2 separate regions of the Homo sapiens genome follow, and region 2 is linked to region 1. A link is a contact called in ENCODE Hi-C data. All regions are on one chromosome and are shown on one strand. Each heading gives the region's core, a stretch centred on a gene start or an enhancer-like site at or near the end of the contact. The rest is flanking DNA. Distances are from core to core; before and after follow the strand shown. Region 1 has its middle 140 kb from the start of BANK1. Region 2 overlaps PPP3CA (protein phosphatase 3 catalytic subunit alpha).

The links. Hi-C counts contacts between places; a loop is a spot of excess contacts on that map. Pooled maps may share reads with other maps.
Region 2: a loop to region 1 is called in a map of heart right ventricle, with 2.8 times the contacts of the local background. The contact joins two enhancer-like sites. A Hi-C loop is called at or near these places in 3 of 168 maps with a recorded cell type or tissue (Right ventricle myocardium superior and heart right ventricle) and 5 of 50 pooled maps.

Annotation. Positions count from the first base shown.
Region 1 is chr4:101,648,543-101,655,659 of GRCh38, forward strand. No RefSeq gene overlaps it. Among named protein-coding and RNA genes, the nearest start is that of BANK1, 140 kb to the right of the region's middle. Within about 2 kb of position 3,394, at least 5 of the 41 ENCODE cell types and tissues checked have a DNase peak (open chromatin) inside an H3K27ac peak, as active enhancers do.
Region 2 is chr4:101,165,271-101,172,387 of GRCh38, forward strand. The region is part of intron 2 of PPP3CA (protein phosphatase 3 catalytic subunit alpha); the gene reads right to left. Among named protein-coding and RNA genes, the nearest start is that of MIR8066, 72 kb to the right of the region's middle. Within about 2 kb of position 4,126, at least 2 of the 41 ENCODE cell types and tissues checked have a DNase peak (open chromatin) inside an H3K27ac peak, as active enhancers do.

The sequences.
Region 1 (7,117 bases), core at 2,144-4,643:
GTGAGAACGGAGTGTGGGGGTCAATGAGGGAATCCGTGCTGCTTGCGCCCTGCTTCTCTGGTGGGGCAGGAGTCAGGTCATCTGCTGAAAACTGGGGTGAGGTGGGAAGAAGGGGGCTGGCACAAGCAGGATTGGGATCTAAGGAAAACAGAAAGATCAGAACAGCTGCTCTACAAAATGGGTTATGAAATGAACAAGGAAGGAAAGTTTGCCAAGCACCAGTGAAAGCACCTTTGAAATAAGATAACATGAATTTATAATATGCCAAGGTAGCTATTCGTCTCTTTAGTTCTGTATTCAACTTTTGTCTTATTCTAATAGCAGAAATTTGACCTGTTTTTGTAACACAAGAAAACTATTGGGTCACTTTAATTTTTCTTTTTAAATATACTTTTTTGTTCTACAAGAACTTTGCAACCAAATTATCTGTTTTAATTCATTGAAAAATCATAAGATACAGGCCTTAGGAATATTTCATATAGTGTTATTAGCTTTGGTATGTAATAAATTTATATAGACCACATTTATCTTTTAAATATATTTGCCATGTTATCTTTGTGAGCAGTACTGTGAGGACCTGGGGAGAAATGGAAGGGAAGAGAAGGGAAAAGGAGAGGAGGAGAGGAGCAGGGAGGAGAAGGAAATAAAAGGAAGGAAAGGAAAAAGAGAAGTAGCGTGGCCCAGGAGTTTGAGGCATCCTCCTCACAACTGTCCTCTTGTATATACACATAAGCATGAGACAGTTGAAATGTCTGAGGAGTCCTTGGGTAAAGGAACCTTTTCAATTTTCTGCTGCCCTGCCTTAAAAAAATACCTATAGCCTACAAAGAGATATTGACCAAAAATAGTACATGTGGTTCCAAAGCAAGAGAAGAGCTTTTGGAATTGGGTGGACCTGAGGCAGGCACATAATAGGCTTTCAATAAACAACTATTGTTGCTAATTTATAACAGTTTGTCAAGCTGGCTTTTCTAAGGCCAGCTCTTGTATAGCAGGAGTTGAGGCCAAGAAGAGGACTAGGAAGTGAGGGTTCTATAGTTAGTATCCTGGGTGCCACTCATGACATATCAGGGGCTGATCCCCCCTATTATAAGAGGCAGAGGCAGAGGCATTAGTCAAAGCTGTGGGAAGAGAAAGGTGGGTGGATGTTGTTTGTCTGTTTTTAGTAGTGACTGATTTGGGGTTCTATGTAGCACAAGGCAAAATGACAAAGAGAGTAGAATTGATCATTGATGGATTTTTATTGCAACAACTTCCCTCTGTCAAAAATTTTTTTTTAAAAAAAGAGCAAAAAGAGGAAAAAACCCTTTCACATTAATACACTCTTTTCTTCTATTTATATCATATTCACAGAATCCACATACCTCTTGTCTTTCCATTCTTCAGTTTCTTGCGAAACTTATTTAACAGCAACTGAGATCATGTTGTAGCACCGTACAACCAGGGCAGTCTTGTCTGTGGGGTGCACTGCCTTTCTTCCTCACCTGGCTCAGTACATTGCTTTTGTCTTGTTTTGAGCAGATTCTGGGAAAATGTAGCTTATCTTCACCCACATTTTTAAGGGTGGAGGAAGAGAGCCTTAATACCATTTTGTACTTCCTCCTTGAATCATAATCATCTTAGCTAGATAGACAGCCTAGTAGGAGTCCAGCATTCCCTGCTTGTTCATACTCGCCCTTCCTCTGCTCACTTCACAGCCCTGCCAAGTCCTAGTCTCTATGCAGCTTGCTTTCATTTGAAGGCAAAAAAAACACTGAAGCTCAGCCTTTAGCAGCTCATGACTATACAGAGGAAGCCTTTGGTCTGGCAAATCCATCACTCTCATTTGGTTTCCAAAAGTCACTGGAACCTTGACAGAGAAGACTTAAAGCCTCTAGAAGCTATACTGGAAACAAAACAGTTTTTCACTAGAGCTGTTGCTGTTTTATGAAGAGCATTCTGCAAAATGCCTTATGAGTACATACTAATAATGTCTAGTATGTAAATAAATTATACCTAATAAATTCTCAGAGGGCTGTTAGCTTCTCTCTAATCCAATCAAAGCTGCCTGATTCTTGCACTGGGCACAAATGATGATGTTCCTTGGAAATTTTCCAGGTAAAATAGTTTGGAATTATGGAAAGGGCTCTCATGGCATTAATAATGCCTCCCATTAATTCTGGGAGCTTCTCATTTCATAGCCACCTCTCATTTGACTAATTTTAAAAAGATATTTTTTTCTGAAAATATATTGAATGTAAGTCACATATCTAAATAACAGCACATAAAAATGCTTATGATATAGTAAGTGCAAGAAAAATAAAATTATATGCCATGATTACAACTATTTAAAATTCTGCATGGATAAGGACAAGGATTAGAAGAAAGCATGACAGGTCACCTGGGACATTGAAGGTTGCCAATAAATATTGATGAGTGAATTCTCAATGTACATAAATAACAATTACTGGATTTGATAAAATTATTCAGTTTTCTCTTGAATATTACATTTATAAAATGAGTAAGTTCCTAAAAACTGGTTAGATGCAGTTGTTATTAAAACACTCTATCTTCTTTATAACTTCCAATTTTTCTCTATCTGAAGTTTTCCCTACCTGTTGATCTTATAGTCATTCTCTGGTACTAGAAAAGCAGATCTGAGCATTCTAAAAATGTCAGGGTTGTTCAGCTGATGCAAAGCAAAATATTATCAGATTATATCAGAATATAGCAGATATTATCACTGTCTTCTCAAATCCAACACTGGCCAATAGGATGGCCTAATTCAGGTGATGTGGTTTCAAAGACTGTTGGTCCCCCAGCTACCTACCAGTAATTTAATAGTGATGCTTCAATTTAGACTTCTATAGATACATTCCATTTTTAAGGTTTGGTCCCCAATAAATACAAATACCTGGAGAAATAATACTTCAAAGAATCTTGGTTATTTGTATCTGAGCTTAAAAAAGATTACTGGATTTTTTTTTTTTTTTTTTTTTTTTTGTGAGACGGAGTCTTGCTTACAGGCATGTGCCACCACACCTAGCTAATTTTTGCATTTTTAGTAGAGACAGGGTTTCACCATGTTGGCCAGGATGGTCTTGATCTCCTGACCTTGTGATCCGCCTCCCTTGGTCTCCCAAAGTGCTGGGATTACAGGAGTGAGCCACCACGCCCAGCCAAAAAAGATTACTGGATACTTTCTAGACATTAAGTTTTGGTCAGGGAGATGAAAGATGACATAAGAATTCTGAAGGGGGAGGTGGGTTTCGGAGATGGCTTGTTCAAGGGAAAAAGTGGCAAAGAAAGGAGAGATGACCAAAGTGCCATTTGCCTGCCCAGAGCTGATCCTTCTGTCTAAGGGTGAGTGTCATGACTGAGGGGCAGCTGGGACTGCTTAAGTGGCTGCCACTATATTCAGTCATTGAAAGCATGCTCCGGGAATTCAGGTTTGGCTGCAGCTGTGACAGTGGGTGAGGGCAATCATATCCAAGCTGCCATGTGGTCTGTGAGATTCCTGAGTCAATAGTGAGTCTATTTAGGGATTAGGACCTTGCATTCTCATACGAGATTTAGTAGTCATAATACACAGCCAGGATCATGGCACATTTAACAGGTATTAAGAGAGTACTAGGAGAATATGAAGATCAAATGTCAGGGCTTTTAATATGGTTTTTTTGTTTGTTTGCTCGCTTTTGCTGTAGATTGTGAATATATAGATTCCAACCTTTCACTCTTGATAACAGAAAAAAAATCTTTGATATCAATTACAAGTTTTTGCCTGCGTTATTAACCAGCCTCCAAGCAATCCAAATTGTTTCCTTCTAGTAATTGTTCAGCTGTACTATTTTAAAAAATTAAATGAACATTTTCTGTTGAACAGAAACAATCTGTTGGGTTTACTTGAAAGAAATTCGTACTTAGGGCCAGGCACAGTGGCTCACACCTGTAATCCCAGCACTTCGGGAGGCCAAGGCAGGCGGATCATGAAGTCAAGAGATCGAGACCATCCTGGCCAACATGGTGAAACCCCGTCTCTACTAAAAACACAAAAATTACCTGGATGTGGTGGCGCGCTTGTAGTCCCAGCTACTCGGGACAGGCTGAGGCAAGAGAATTGCTTGAACCCGGGAGGCAGAGGTTGCCGTGAGCCAAGATTGCACCACTGCACTCCAGCCTGGCAACAGAGCAGGATTCCGTCTCAGAAAAAAAAAAAAAGAAGAAGAAAAAGAAATTCATACTTACCTGCTTAATTAATGATATAACTGGCCCTTGTTTGAAGTAATCAAGAGTGAGACCTGGGGAGAGCTCATGCATCAAGGATCCTGTAAGAGTTGTGTTCCTTAGTTTAAAGAAAGTCAGCATGTATTCAGGTCTATGTGATCACACACATACATACTCAAAAGTGTGGGCATTAGGATGAGAAAACAAGACAGATGTAATACGTAGTAACATTTTAAGTGCTTATCATTTGCAAGGCGTTGTTTTAAGGGCTTTTCTCATTAAATTCTTAGATTATCATCATAGCTAACTACTATTATTATTCCCATTTCATAGATTATCAAAGTGAATAGTTAAGTCCTATGAGTATTTTTTTTTAATTACAGAAAAGGAGAGAGAAAAACAAGAGAAATTAGAAGGGAAAGAGAGAAGAAACTGTCATTTTCTGTCTTTCGGAGCCATTTCTAGTCATGAGAAAAAGAAAGGCAATAGATTTTCAAGGAGCAATAGCCCATCTCATGGTCAATATTGAAAAACTAAGTAAGTTCTACATGGCTTTTGAGTACCAAGTTGACTTCCTTATCCATTTTATTTAAATGCCACTGAAATAGTTCCATAGTTGTTTTATTTCTTTTGTGGTAGATGATATTGCTTATGACATGACATTAATCCATATCAACTGAGAACGTTGCCCATAATTATAATGTTGCTTTTGATAGAAATATCCTATAAGACTGAAATAAGTGAAATATTGCTTTCAGAAGAAAGAAAAAACACCTTGTATTAATGTAGTGCTACATCAAGAAATTGTATCCCAAGGCTTGGCTCCAAGTCTGTAAATGTGGTATTCAGTGAATATGTTTTGTTGTTTATTGTCAGACAAGCAAGCATATACATAATAAATATATAGTGTTTGATTCCATTTAACACATAACACACACACGTATACACATATGTGTATGTGTGAGTGTGTATGCCTCTGTGTGTGTGTATCTATAAAAAAGACTACACCATCAAAAATACTGAGTGGTGGCTGGGCGAGTTGGCTCACGCCTGTAATCCCAGCACTTTGGCAGGCGGAGGCAGGCAGATCACGAGGTCAGGAGTTTGAGACCAGTCTGGCCAACGTGGCACAACCCCGTGTCTACTGAAAATACAAAAATTGGCCGGGCATGGTCACGGGCACCTATAATCCCAGCTACTCAGGAGGTTGAGGCAGGATAATCACTTGAACCCGGGAGTCGGGGGTTGAAGTGAGCCGAGATCATGCCATTGCACTCCAGACCGGGCGACAAGAGTGAAATTCTGTTTAAAAAAATAAAAAGGCCGAGCGCGGTAGCTCATGCCTGAAATCCTAGCACTTTGGGAGGCTGAGGCAGGCAGATCACAAGGTCAGGAGATCGAGACCATCCTGGCTAACACGGTGAAACCCCGTCTCTACTAAAAATACAAAAAAATTAGCCGGGCGTAGTGGCAGGTGCCTGTAGTCTCAGCCACTCAGGAGGCTGAGGCAGGAGAATGGCGTGAACCCGGGAGCAGAGGTTGTAGTGAGCCGAGATCACGCCACTGCGCTCCAGCCTGGGCGACAGAGCGAGACTCCATATCAATAATAATAATAATAATAATAATAATAATAATAATAATAATAATGTATTATGTAAACTTCCTGCCTTCTAGAAATTGCTTATGTATTGTAGAGTTAAGCATGAAAATCGAAGGTATTACGTGAGTGTCATGGATACTTATTTCTTCATAACAGGAGGGAGCAATCTCTAAGAATTGGGTTGTTAGGGGAAATTTCAAAGGGGAAAATGAATCAGATTAAACTTGAAAGATAGGTGCAGTCCAAGAGGACATATGAGTAGGAGACAGGGAATGCCTGCTGGATGTAATGACTTTTATTTAAAAAGAGATTAAAAAGTTCTACATTTCTTTGAAACTGAGAAATGGAATTAGTGGTAAAGAGAAATAGTAAGATTGATTCCAAAGATGGCAGCCCTTGAAAGTCAGATTAATATTTGCTAAGAGCAACCTTTTAAAATACTTCTAGCATGCCCTCTTCAAGAACACATAAACCAGATAGGATAATCCCATATTCTCAGAAGTTTTCAAGTCTTTATTCTCCCCACCTACATCACTTTTAAATTTTCTCCTTTGTCCAATCTCTCTGTTTTTTCCATTTGAAAACAGCATGTTAATTTCAAATTGTCTACTTTGTCTTCACCTGCAACTTCCTTAAGACACTGCTTCTTGAAACTACTTCTGGTTGCGACAGGTTAGCAATGTCATACTTCTACACCTGGCCCAGGAATATAACATGCTGTACACCAGCCAAAGCCTTATTTTGTCCTAGCATGTACTTGCCAAAGGAAGGAGATAAGAAAGTATATTTGTTATTTTTGATATGTAACAAATTACCCCAAGGCTTAGCAGTTGGAAACAACAAATATTACGTCACCAATTTCTGAGGGCCAGGAATCTAGTGGTACCTTACCCTGGTGGTTGTGGCTATGGTCCCTCAAGCTGCTGGTGTTGCCTGCTGTCTCTGGAGACCTGACCAGGACTGGAGGATCTGTTTCCAAGTTCATTCAAGGGTCTATTGGCAGGACTTTCAGTACCTTGCTATGTGAGCCTCTCCATAGGGCTGCTGACACATGACTTCTCCCAGAACAAATGAATGAGAGGAAAAGCACCAAGAGAAGTAACAAAAATGGAAGCCACAATATATTTTATAATCGAATTTTAGAATTTACATATCACCACTCTGCCTTATTCTGTGGGTCACATAGATCAAGCCTGGCATAGAATAAGAGGAGACTGCACACCAGTGTGAATACCAGGAGGCGAGGATTATCAGGAGCCATCATGGAGCCTAGTTACTGCAGACAGGTATTTTTGTCTAAACCAGATTATGGTG
Region 2 (7,117 bases), core at 2,876-5,375, 480 kb before region 1:
AGACAGACATTCCACATTTCTCCTTCCATAAAGGCAGTCTTTTTCCCAAACATTGAAAAATGAAATAATGCCATTTTTAAATATAGACTAATTATTCTTTGTACAAACAGTAAAACATTTGCTATGTCTATTTTTTTACCTGTACAATCTTTAAGACAGATTCAGACAGACACAAACTTAAACTGAACATTAACCTTTAATGTGCTTCATACAGTCCCCTAACCTTTTAACCAATCAGACCTCATTCTCAACTTATACAATTTTTATATTAAACCCTTTTCCCTTGTTGCTTTACCCAAGAATAAAAGAAAAACCCTTGAACATCTGAAACTGCTTTGATGTCTAAGTAGTTGTTCAAATATTATAATACTTACATGTGTACATCAATAAAATGTACTAACCTTTCAAGAGAATTGGCCATATACAAGCACAAAGCAGCCTTTTATGAAACAATAGGTAATTTACATGAAAATAAAAGGAATTTATCAGATAACATTACTGAGATATACTCAAACTGCCATTGGCTTTGTTGGTAGTGACATCCAGGCCATAGATACTACATAAAATTTTCTATATAACAACAGAAGTGGTTTGCATGTTAAATAAGATTAGTCTTACCTGGTTAGTTAAAAGGAAAGTAGATGGATGATACAGCAATGGAATGATCAAAGGTAGAAGATGGTAGACTTGCTAAATCAGTTAAGTAAAAATTTAAGTCATAAGGGATCAATTAGAATACATACAACCAGATAAAATATGGAACATATATTCATTTAGCAGATTTCAAGAAGATAAACTTGAATTTGCATGCACATTCCAACTTAAAAGTATTTTAGGATGAAACATATACAACAACCATTTAGATAATGAAGTACTCCTAGGCAAAGAAATTCTTCCCACTACACCCAATCAAACACCAACATATTCTCTTCCAGACTCTGAATTTCATCACTTAGATTTTCCTTTCACCTCAAACCAATTGTTACTTTGGCTTTTCTGAGGTACACAATTCTTTGGTGTCTGATAACCCATTTTCGTGCCAAAATATTACACAATTGTCCCATGAGAGCAGTGCAACGCACCGTTCCTCCAACCCAAAAAGCAGATTTTTATCATGCAAAATTCAGTCTCAACACAAAGATTTAATGTTTACTCATTTAAACAAATTTCTTTTGACTCCTTAGAGTATTTTTTCCTGAATATTTTATCTCCCTCAATGGAAAGTTGTCCCAAAAAGGCAGAGAGAAAAGAGAAAAAGAAAAGAAAACTAAATTTCCTGAATTCAATTTCTCATTGCTTAGGTCATGTTTGCAAGTGGCCCACCCTGCCACGTTAAGTCCACATTGTACAGTTTATTTCTGGAGAGAACATATTATGTTAATTTGGATTTTCATATGGTTATTACACTCTATGAAGCCAATATTTGAAAAGTATTTAGTTCATCATTTAAAAGACGGATAAAATACTTTTTACCTCTAAGGATTCCAAAGCAACAACAATATGAAGACCCATTTGTTGGTTACCACTTACATTGTATATTTCCTTAGGGTATATTAATACATTTGAAAGCTACTTTGGGTTCAAGCCAAAACATTATGATTTATTTACTTTGTTGATATTAACAAGAGCTAAATTATTAGAAAGCAATGAGACAATATTCAAAACTGAAACAACAGCACACAGCCATTTTCTTAGTCTTTCTTGTCCCTCCTTTAATTATACGTGCAATTTAGCATTTTGATCTGAATTCAGAAGAAAGACAGGTGAGAAATGATTTGCCTCAAGTTAAACTCCAAATTCCATTCTCTTAACTAAACATGTTGGCATCATTAATAGAAGGAAGTGGTGAGACAAATACAAAATTACATTTCTGTAAGAGAAATAACTCTCTAGGCTCTGTAAATGCCCATTATTAGGGGAGATAATCTTTAGACAGCAATAGGGATGATGATTCCTGACATCACTATAGAGGCTCTTGGTTAAGGCACCTTAAGAACAAATTGCTTCTGGATGCATACTGAGATGCATGGTGACTTTTGTGTTTGTTTTTTGAGTAAATCCCAGCCACATGGTTACCAGACAGTTTTCTTCACCTAGACAGCTTTAGTAAAAAAGCATCAAAGAGGAGCTTAGTCAACATTTAAATCGTTACCGAATATGTGTACAAGTATTTACCAAGAGCTTAATATATGTGATGTATTGTTTTAGACACTGGGAATAGGGCAATGAAAAAAAGAGTTAAACATCTCTCCCCTCCTTCAGTGTACACTCTAAAGAGGCAGAAAGATAACTAATAAATAAAAAAAACTGAGCTACAAAGTGTATCAATGAATGATAAGTGCAATGGAGATTATAATCTAGGGGTGATAACAAGCACCTGGGAAGTGGTGAGGGTTGGGGGACACAGCTATCACACAGGGTGGTCAGAGACGGTCTCCCTTAGGAGGTGACTTCTAAACACAGACACAGAAGGTCAGGGCTGGTATAATTATGTGGGTGACAGGCTGGCTGGCTGGAAAGGACACAAACTACAGAACATGTGTGAGAAAGAGAAGGGAAGCCAGAGGGGCTGAGGTGAATGAACAAGGGTAGCAGGAGTAGGAGTTGAAATCAGAAAGACATAAAGGCAGAACAGGCAAAGGATCAGAAAGGCCTTGGAGTTGAGGTAAAGCACTTATCCTCTTGACCTCTCTAGTGGGAAAGGAAGCTCCTAGAGGGATGTGAGCAGAAGGGCTGTATGGTGGTACTTCTGTTTTACCAGCATCACACTGACCACTGGGTTGAGAATGGGGGCAGAGGGAAGCCAGAGAACACTTTAGATAGAGGCCACTGCAATAATCCAGCCAAGGTAGTGGAAGGGCTAGTGCAGACAGGGAATGGAGAAGTGATCAAATTCCAGGCATAGTTTAAAGACAGAGCTAAAAGAACTTTCAGACAGACTGTGTACAGGATGGAGAAAAAATAGAAAGGAGATGTCAAGAATATAGTTGTGTGTAATAAGATGGAAGGCAAAGTAGGAAGAACAGATTTATGAAGGAAGGTCAGAAGTGTGGCTTTGGAAATGTTTAAATTTGAGGTGTGTCTCACACAGGCAAATGGAGAAAAGTAGATAACTAGAAATATGAGACTGGACAGAGGAAAGGACCGGGCTAAAGATGAGAATATTTAGGAATCATCTCACAAAAGACAATTTTTAGAACAAGACAATAGGGAAAATATCCAAAGGCAGTGAATGTAGATAGAGGAGGGAAGTCTAAGGACTAAATTGTGGGACACTCTAAGAGGGAGAAGAACCTCCAAGGAGACTAAGTAAAAAGGACCACAAACTAAGGAAAAAGCAGGTGAGCATGGTATCCTGATAACCAAGGGAAGAAAGTATTGAAAGAAAGAGGGAGTGTCAACTTCTCAGGAGGTCCAATGAAAGAAAGACTAAAAATTGGCTGATGGCAAAAAGGTTCAGGTACTGAACTGAATAATATCTATTAAGACCATATATACGTCTCCTTAAAAATTAGTTTTTAGGAGCTATGCCATACTATCCACATGTCTAGCAAGTAAGACCTCTTATTATATCAGAAATTTACACCAGTCTTTTGTATCTGCTTACACATATGATGATACATGTGCTAAATCCACCATCTTAGCCTTCTAAAGCAATGATATAAGAATTATAATTCTTTATAATTCTATCTTCCCCTTTATACCTATTTGCTGGATGATCAATAATATGTACTGAATGAAACAATAATAAAGCTACTTCATAGACTTCAGTCACAAATGCAAACAGGAAATTGAGACGCTCACTTTTGCACAAGGGCAATTAATTGCAAACAGGAACTACAGATAAGCAGTTAAGCAATTATACCTACATACAAAGGTCAACAACCAGCCTTGCCTGTTCACTGAAGATCAAACTGAGTGCCTAGTATGGTAATCATGTATAGGCAATTTAGGAAAGTGAATATATTACCTAAATTCTAATAAAGCTCGTAAGTGAAATTCATCACTTTTACCTTCTACATGGATTTAGCACAGTGCGTAGAGAAGATGCTCAGTCAGCAGCAAAGACAAGAATGAATGGTGTGCATGCCCAAGGCTACTACAAATGACCACTCTGGCTATGTCCTACAGTACTCCAGAGGGCGCTATTTACCAGGCTACCATGTCATGAGACGTGTAGTGCAGACATGCCCAACCACCTGTGGCAACCCTGGGGAGCATCAGTCAGACTCTGACTTTTATCCTAAAGCTGAAAAGCAATCACGGTAATGGCACATATATGCTAAATATCCTTTGAGATCAACATAAACTGAAACAGGCCTAAAGAAAGAGACAGTTATTAAATGCCTACCTATGGGTTTGATTTTTACCCAGTTCTATAGGTGAATATGTTTTCAGCATCTGATTATAAGCTGCTAAAAGGCAAGTAGAGCATGCAAATGTTATATACCAGAAGAAGTAAATGCCTTTTTTTTTTTACTGCTGACTCTTATGTGATGACTTTGCAACCTTAGAGAAATCTGTAAGAAGAGGCTTCAAAAAATGCTGACTCAGAAATAATTTACAAACCATGCTTTTAAGACATGTTGGTGATTTTTATCCTCTTAAATTTGGGGAGTCAGTTTTGATTCTGAAAAGACTGTTCATTTTACAGTAAGTGTCATGCAGTATATTTTGAATTTAGGCAGCTAATTATCAGGCAAGGCCCAAGTTTTTTGGCTCTGCTAACAATTATGGAAATTTCCCCTATTTCTATAGTTTTCCATATAAAATACAGTATTTATTTGCTAGCATTTGCTGATCTTAAACGTGGTCCAATTAACAGCTGTAACACAAGATACAAAAGTGACTTAAATTACTCCCAGATAATAATTTAAGATTCTTGGCTTACCAATTGAAATAACAAAAGAAAAGTGGCCTTAGAACAAGTAACACAAAAGTCTGTAATTTAGAGCATCAAGACATTTTTTCCCACAATTATATAAAACTACATAGAAAAGAAAAAAAAAACTCCTCCTGACTCTTGTTGAAAATCTCCCATAGAGATCCAATGGCAGAATATACTGCAAAGTACCTGAGATGTTAGGCTTTAATCTCCTGGACCCTCAAGGCTATAATTTTTCCTGGTAATTCTAAAGCCACAGTTAACTACATAACAGAGAGCATCAGTCAGAATTTAAAAAGCAAAAGCAATAAACATTTTGCATGTTACTACAAATAAATAAATGGAATTTAACTAACTGGAAAGGAGTTAAGGGCTGGGAAAGAATATCATGGAAGTAGGGTGAGAGGTGAAAAAAAAAAATAACAACAGGAGACTGCCTTCATATTTGCCAAAAAATGTTCACCATGCTTGGGTCAACCTCACACCTAGCATCTCTTCTCTACATGTCTGCACTTTTCTTAGATATACCTATACTTGGATTTTACTAAGAAAAGTAACAGAATAATCACGTTTCATCTACCTTCACTCAAAAATTCTTGCCCAGCCTATAATTAATCATTCTTATCTGTTCCCCAAATATCTTAAGCTTTCAAAATTCATTCAATTTATTTAAACTCTTATTTATTGAGCACTCTTATTTACTGATACATTTACCAATATATCTGTGAAACTGACACAAATCCCTGCCTTCAAGGAGCTCGCATTCTAGTCTAGTCAAACTTATTTGGGCAAATAATCATTTTGGTATTTTTTAAAGTACTAAAATTCAATCCCATTTAAAAAGGAATTAACTAGCATCTACAGGAATACTTAAATATTTACTGTTTTACTTACTATCACATTTTTCCAAGTAGCTATCAATACTCACCCAAGGTACACAGAGAAAAGTCCTTTGGGTGGTTGTCAGTAGTTTACATTCCTTCCCTGCCATGTGTGAAATCTCCTTTCTGTGTCATTTGAAAGCCATCCGTTTTTACCTTGGTGTGTGAATCGGGGTCATCTGTGGAGCTTCTGAAAAGCAGAGCTCAATTCAGACTTACTGAATAACAATCTCCCACAATAGGAGCTAAACATGTATATTCTTTAAAGCTCCATAGTTGGTTCTGATGCATACTCGTTTATGAACAATTCTTTCAAAAAAAAAAAAAAACCCTTCAAAGAAGGTTGACAGCTTAGGTAAATACTATGGTTAAAAGAGAACTTGCCTGTGAAGTTCCGCTACATGACAATAGTAATAAAAATAATAATAGCTAAATCTTATTGTGCACTCACTGTATATCTTGCACTGTTCTAAACTGTTTCCCAATGTTCCTTCTTTCAGCCCTTCTAAAACTATTATTATCCCCATTCTGCAGGAAACTGGAACATGGAAAGGTTAAGTAACTCATGTAAAGTCCCAAAGCCCAGTAGGCATAAGGCTGGATTATGAACCCTGGCATAACTCTAGAGTGCCCATGCTCAGTCATGACTTTGTAGAAGAATTTATTCTCACCATTCATTAATTTACTAATTAATTTACTTGGTAAAAAACAGGCATAGGTATAAGAGACATAAATATGTCTCTAGTTTTCCTCTGTAATACTTACCACAAATATATGCAATTGTGTAATCTGTTTAATACCGATTTCTGCTAGGATATAAGGATTATGAGAAAATGAGCATGTCTCTCATTTACTATGTCACTGCCATATATAGCACAATGCCTAATGCATGACAGCATTCAATAAATATTTGTAGACTGACTGATTCAATGAATGAATGATAGTCTGTAGACTACAGCTGTGTATTTCTTATTAAACGAGTCATACTTGTAAATGACTTAATCCAGAGCATTAGTGCTCTATCAAAGTACTGATGGAGAGCAGTGGGAGAAAGGAAGAAACAAAATGCCATCATATCCAGAGTACCGCTTGACTCTCTCAATAAGCCCATGACAGGCAGTGGAGGTATTATTATCCTATTGTAAGGGAAAAAATCCTCAACATGAGTATGTCTAGAAATTCATGCTATATTCCCACAACCTGAGCATAGAACCAGAGAGATTGGTCCAAATCCCATTTCTGACACTTCTATCTGCGGCCTTAGACAAGCTCTTAACATTACTGGCTTCAGCTATTTCATCTACAGAGAGAATTATGTACCCATCTTGCTTCTAATTCACTGATATATTCC